Linked DNA regions of Homo sapiens: region 2 is linked to region 1. Evidence: read pairs that join two places in POLR2A ChIA-PET (ENCODE). Cell type or tissue: PC-9. All regions are shown on one strand. Links, peaks and the distances in the headings refer to the core of each region. The heading gives the core; the rest is flanking DNA. Region 1 has its middle 1.5 kb from the start of KCNIP3. Region 2 has its middle 24 kb from the start of ZNF892.

The links. Peaks named below come from ENCODE experiments on the same cell type or tissue, not always from the same donor. Only the 100,000 strongest peaks of a DNase experiment are listed, where the experiment ranks them.
Region 2: POLR2A ChIA-PET joins it to region 1 with 10 read pairs; 3 of 35 experiments call an interaction of 5 or more read pairs at or near these places.

Annotation. Positions count from the first base shown.
Region 1 is chr2:95,294,364-95,297,273 of GRCh38, forward strand. No RefSeq gene overlaps it. Among named protein-coding and RNA genes, the nearest start is that of KCNIP3, 1.5 kb to the right of the region's middle. In PC-9, for the core only: no CTCF peak of the experiment used is centred there; a DNase peak (open chromatin) is centred at 1,875; H3K27me3 peaks cover 283 bases.
Region 2 is chr2:95,230,512-95,233,421 of GRCh38, forward strand. It overlaps a transcript of ZNF892 not described here. Among named protein-coding and RNA genes, the nearest start is that of ZNF892, 24 kb to the left of the region's middle. In PC-9, for the core only: CTCF peaks have their summits at 1,315 (motif pointing right) and 1,524; a DNase peak (open chromatin) is centred at 1,330.

The sequences.
Region 1 (2,910 bases), core at 314-2,813:
GCCTGGAATGTGGGATCATGAGCAACAATGGAGGAAGGCGCAGAGGCCCCCAAGACCTGTGGGCATGAGCACCATGAGCCGCTCGCCCGGGGAAGGACAAGAATGAAGGCCCTGGTCAGCTGAAACAGCCCACGACTGCCTCCTGAAACACTGTGACGAGAGAAAACCCGACCTTCATCCGGGCTTGAAATCATCCCTTCCTTTCCCACTTCCAAACTCCCCCCAGCCTCAGTTTCTCCCCACAGCCCCTATGTGAGGAAACCACAGTGGGAAACACAGGGCTGAAGCGTTCCTAGTGGACAAGACCAGGTCCTTCCACAGCCTCCTTAACCTTCTGTGGGTCTGATATACCGCAGAGAATACTGGGAATTGCCAAGGCCGTCTCTGGGAAGTCTGCAGATGCCCGTGTGCCCACAACAGGTCCGCCTCTGAGGCCCATGTGGGAGTCCAGCCCCCTTTCTCCTCCCCTTCTCATTCCTGTGTTCCCCACAGGCCCAGGGGAGGGACCCAGCTGGAAGCACTTGGGGCCCTGGATAGGCCACTGAGGAAGGGGGGTGTGGTGGCAGGGTCACATACGCCCCACATCTGTATGAGGGGTGTCCACCCAGGTGCTAGCTGCAGTGGGAGGTTCGCAAGGCCCGAACAGCCGGTGGGTCCAGCAGAGCAGGGCAGTTGTCCCAGGCCCGCGGTGTCACGGCTGGTGAACTCCGAGGACAGCGCATCTGAGTGTGGGATGTCAGCGAGTGTGCCAAGCAGGGGCGAGCAGCTCTTGGGGGTGCTGCTGTGATGAGTGGGTTCCTCTGCTCCTGACTCCTCCGGCCAGGCCGTCAGGAAGACCAGCCCATCACGGCAGTGCAGTCACCAAGTTTCCAAGCTGCTGTGTAAGCCGTGGGCATAGAACCGCCAGCGGGATCTCAGCATCCACGGTGCTCACTCTAGGAAGAAGGCAACAGGCTTTGGGACCTGGCTTTACCACTCCCTAGCCTGTGACTTGGGCCAGTCTTTTAGCTTTTCTGGGTCTCACCATTATCATCTGTAGAGTGAGATAATTACACTTTTCTCCCAAGGTCACTATGAGGACTCAAAATGCTCAATGCGTCCCTGCTTGCGGAGGCGAGGCTTGCTCAGAGTCAGGAGGGCAGGACTGTCTCAGGCAGTGAAAGGAGGATGGGGCTGGGCACGGTGGCTCATGCCTGGAACTCCAGCACTTTGGGAGGCAGAGGCAGGTGGATCACTTGAGCCCCAGACTTTGAGACCAGCCTGGGCAACATAGTGAGACCCCATCTCTACGAAAAAATACAAAAATTAGCCGTGCATGGTGGCATGAGCCTTGTAGTCCCAGCTACTTGGGAGGCTGAAATAGGAGGATTGCTTGAGCCTGGGAGGTCAAGGCTGCAGTGAGCCATGATCATACCACTGTACTCCAGCCTGGGTGAGAGAGTGAGACCCTGTCTCAAAAAAAAAAAAAAAAAAAAAAAAAGCAGATGAGCTCCCAGGATGCCGGCCCTGAGCTGGCAGCCATGAAGGCGCTTGCCTCCCTCCACTTCCTAGGGTGCAGTGTGGGTGGGGCGGGGGCAGCTAGGGAGTCCTCCGGGCTCTGCCGAGCCCCTTCCCCAGTGTGAAGTCCAGCCTGTTCTGAAGTCGCACAGGGCCAGACACCTGGGCTGCCACCTCCCCTCTGGAAACAGTCCTCCTTGCCTCGGTGGGTCGACAGCTCCAGGCTATTTTCTTCCCCTGAGGATCTGAAAGTTGGAGGTAATTGGTTGGCTCAAAAAAAAAAAAAAAAAAAAAGGAAAAGGGCATGCAAGCACAATTGTGCAGGCTGCAAAGGAGGGAGGCATCCTAGGGCTTCGTCTCCATGGGAACTACTGGCACAGGCTGGCTCCTCTGGGCTCCAAAAAGGGAAACTTGGCAAAGGTTTCAGGCACCTGGCTCCTGAGTGGTTTGCTTGGGGGCCAAGCAAATGCCCAGGAGCTGCCCGCCCAAGGGACAGGACACAGCCCCCTCTCTCAGGGATGCCTGGGAGCCCTCGGCCCCATCCTTCACCCTCACACCCCAGGAGATCCCGTCAGGTCCTCAGCCACCCTGGATGCATCCTGACTTGGGAGCTGGGAGGGGACCCAGCACAGCTGGAGAGCATGAGCAGGTCATGCTTTGGGGAGACACCCGTGCTTCGAGGCCCTCGGATGGGTGAATGGGAGGTAGTTAATAAGGGACAGATGAAAGAGGTGGAAGGACCCTGAGTGTCACCCTGCTGATGTAGCCCTGGTGGCTGTTGCTGTTTCTAGGATGTGAGCCCCAGACCAGCACCTTGCAGACCAGCACCTCAGGCCAGGACCCTGAGAGAGGACGCTTCAGATGCTGGGTGCAGTGGCTCCCTGCTGTCCTGGGGGCCCCTTGGGCTGAGATCATCATAAGGGTGGCACTGTCCTGTGTCTGTGAAGAGTGGCAGGCGGGACTGGGGCAGTGGGGGTGTCCTGGCTTGTTCTGGAAAATACCTCCAGGAATGATCCCTTCCTTTTCCACTTCCACAGTCCCTCCTGGGCACTCTGGGTTCAACTGCTGCTCCTCCCCACTTCTTGGGGCAGAAACTCCTGCCCTGAACTCCCCTCTCCCCAGCCCCAGCTCCCTGCACCCTCTACCCCCATTCCTCCTTGGTGACCAAAAAGGGCAAGGAGCAGAGAAAGAGGCAGCGGGCAGGGGAGGCACAGAGAGCCGCTGGTGACAGGGTAGGGGAGAGGCCAGGAGAGCCAGACAGAGGCTTGGACAGGCTCTGAGAGACCAGGATTAGGGGCCATGGAGAGAGAGAGAGAAAGAGGGGAGAGAGAGAGAGAGAAAGAGGGGAGAGAGAGAGAGAGAGAGAAAGAGAGAAAGGGAGGGAGCGAGGAGGCAGAGGGGTGGAGCGATAGA
Region 2 (2,910 bases), core at 311-2,810, 64 kb before region 1:
TGCTTTGCGGAAGTTCTTTATCTGTATTCTTAATGCAAGTCCTCTGGTAGCTGTCTGCATTGGGAACATTGTCTCCCAGCACTCAGCGATGGTGAGACGGGAAGTGGCAGACCCCCGCGCTGGCTCCTCCGTCGCCGCCTCTGGGTGCCTCCCTGCTTCCGATGGGATGGAGGTTTCAGGCTCACTTTGTTCTTTCCTTGCACCAAATCTGGAATCAGCCAAGGATCCTTGGTTCCTTTTAGTGAGGAATGACTATGTGTTTTTAAAGCTCTGGGGGTTGCTCTTATGTTTTCATGAGCTGATTTATGATGTTTTAATCCAGCATTTCCATTTTAAAGTGTGGGGAGTTGTAGAGAATGCCCACTTCACCCAGTGCTGACACGATAGTGTCTGTGAGTGCTTCTTAGCACTTATGTTGCTGCTTATGTACAATTGGACCCCTTCCAACCTAAAAAAATATAAGGAAGGTCTCACACTACTGGTGGGAAGATAAAAATGCTACTACCACTTTGGAAAATGGTTTGATAATTTCTTATAAAGATACCCATTGACCCAGCAATCTGACTCCTGGATGTTTGCCCGAGAGAAATGAACACATATGTTCACAAAAAGACTTCTTCAAGCATGTTCCTAGCAATGCTCTTCACAACTGGAAACAGCCCAAATGTCCATTAGCAGTATAATAGAAAAACAAATTACAGTGTATTCACACAATGGACTACTCAACAATAAAACAAATGAGCTCATTTCAAAACCTCATGTTGAGTGAAAGAAGTCAGAACACTACAGTACGTATTACATTATTTCATTTATATGAAACTCTAGAAAAGTCAGCACTGATCTATAGTGACAGAAAGTAGAAGAGTCACTGCTACTTTGAGGGGGACTGCCTGGGAAGGGGCAGAACAAACTTTCTAGGGCGATGACATTCCTTATCCTGATTGGGGTGTGCATACAACTGTGTATCTGTTTGTCAAAATTGTACAGTTAAGATTTACATATGCAATGTATATAAAATTTTCCTAAAATGCATATAAATATGCGAGAGTGTGTGTATAAATTATGTCTCCAAGTGTAAAACAAAAAGGAAGGACAGAAATATTAACTGCCTAGCAAAAGCTTGAAGTTGGCTGAGTAGATCAAGTTAATTTAACTCCAGGGGAACATTTGGCAAAAGGGGAAACTGGAGTTCTCTGTACTATTACTGAGCTTCAGGGCTGTCATCCAGGGGCTCAGCTTTGGTTTTACTTTTTTTTAGGGATTTGTTTGCTTCAAGAACTTCCCTGTAGTTCCGTTCAGCCTCACCAGGTGGCAGTGTCATATCAGCTAGGGGCCTGAGAAAGGTCAGCTCTCAGGAGACCCTGGTGCTCTCTGGAGCAGCTGGAGAGCGGGTGCTATTGTGTCATCATCAGTGGTCTTTGAGCAGACTATGACTCATACTCATTCACCAGGCTTAGCTGGACATTTTTTATCTTTTTCCAAAAATTATATCTGGGGCACAAATGTGTCACATTTGCAGGTATTCAAAAGACTGTGCCTGAGGCCCCATGGAAAGCTGGGTGGAGGAAGAGCTCCCAAATCCAACATGTAAGCTTCCCCGAAATGGAAGACTTGTGTGCGGCATGATTCCCTGTGGAGGGGTTTGGAAACATGGAAATGATTTCCCTCCACAGAGACGTACTTCTGCGACTTTCGATTTTACCGGGGGGCCCTGGGCTTCACTGATGATTATTCACATGTATTGAGCATTTACCATGCATCAGGCACTGTTTTAATTGTTGAACATACATGATATCATTTCTGGTCTAGCAGGTAGGGACTATGAATATCCCAATTTTTCAGGAGAAGAAACAGATACCAAGGGGCATTGTGACATTCCAGTGCTTGTGAGAAGGCAGCTGGCCTGACCAGACAGTCCACTCCAGGCTACAATCCAGGCAGGGCGCCTGGGACACTCCTAGCCTAGTGGCTGAGCAGAATGATAGGAGAGAGATTTTGGCAAACATTTCCATTACAGTATTTTGTTCTTCATCTCTTTAAAATCTTGGGTGGATTCCCCAGCTCAGTGTTTGTCTCTCTTGGTACATCTAGTGTACTTGGTGACATTGGAGCTTCCACTTACAGCCTATCTGCTTCAAAGCACACTGTAAGGAGGTCAGTCTCTTTAGAGGCTTTGTCTATGGACAGCAGCAACAACAGCAACAGGAAAAGGATTCTATTTTATCATCGTTACTTAGCACATGTTTGTACCCTGGTCTTTTAAATGCTAATATAGACTGCTTTGAATATACCTATATATACATGTATGTATATGTATGTATTTAAGGGAATAGAGTTGCAGAAATATTCCTCCATTCCCTCTTGCTCGTTGTGTGGTGGAGGACACATAATGGGTACTAAGTACAGGTTTGCGAGCTGAATGGCCTGTTGAATTCTTGGCAAAAGGCACCTGAAATTATGTTTAGCTCCCTAGTTAGTTTGCCTCATTATGTGGGATGTCCTGTTTCCTGCCTGATTGGTTTTGAAAGGCACTTTCCTGAGGGACGACTTCAGGTCACCTCCTGAGCCTCTGGTTTTATTTTCTGGAAGCACACCTTTGTCCAGAGTTTCTTTAAGGACTCCAAATTAGTTTTTTTGTTTTTGCTTTAGTTTTACACATACACACCAGACTTACATTTTATTTTTTCCTTTTCTTTTTTTTTTTTGGAGGCAGATTCTCACTCTGTCGCCCAGGTTGGAGTGCAGTGGTGCAATTATAGCTCACTGTGGTTTAGAACTCCGGGGCTCAAGCAATCCTCCCACCTCAGCCTCCCGGGTGGCTGGGACTACAGGCACGTGCCACTAGACCTGGCTATTTTTTGAAAAAAATAAAAACATCTCGGCCGGGCGCGGTGGCTCACGCCTGTAATC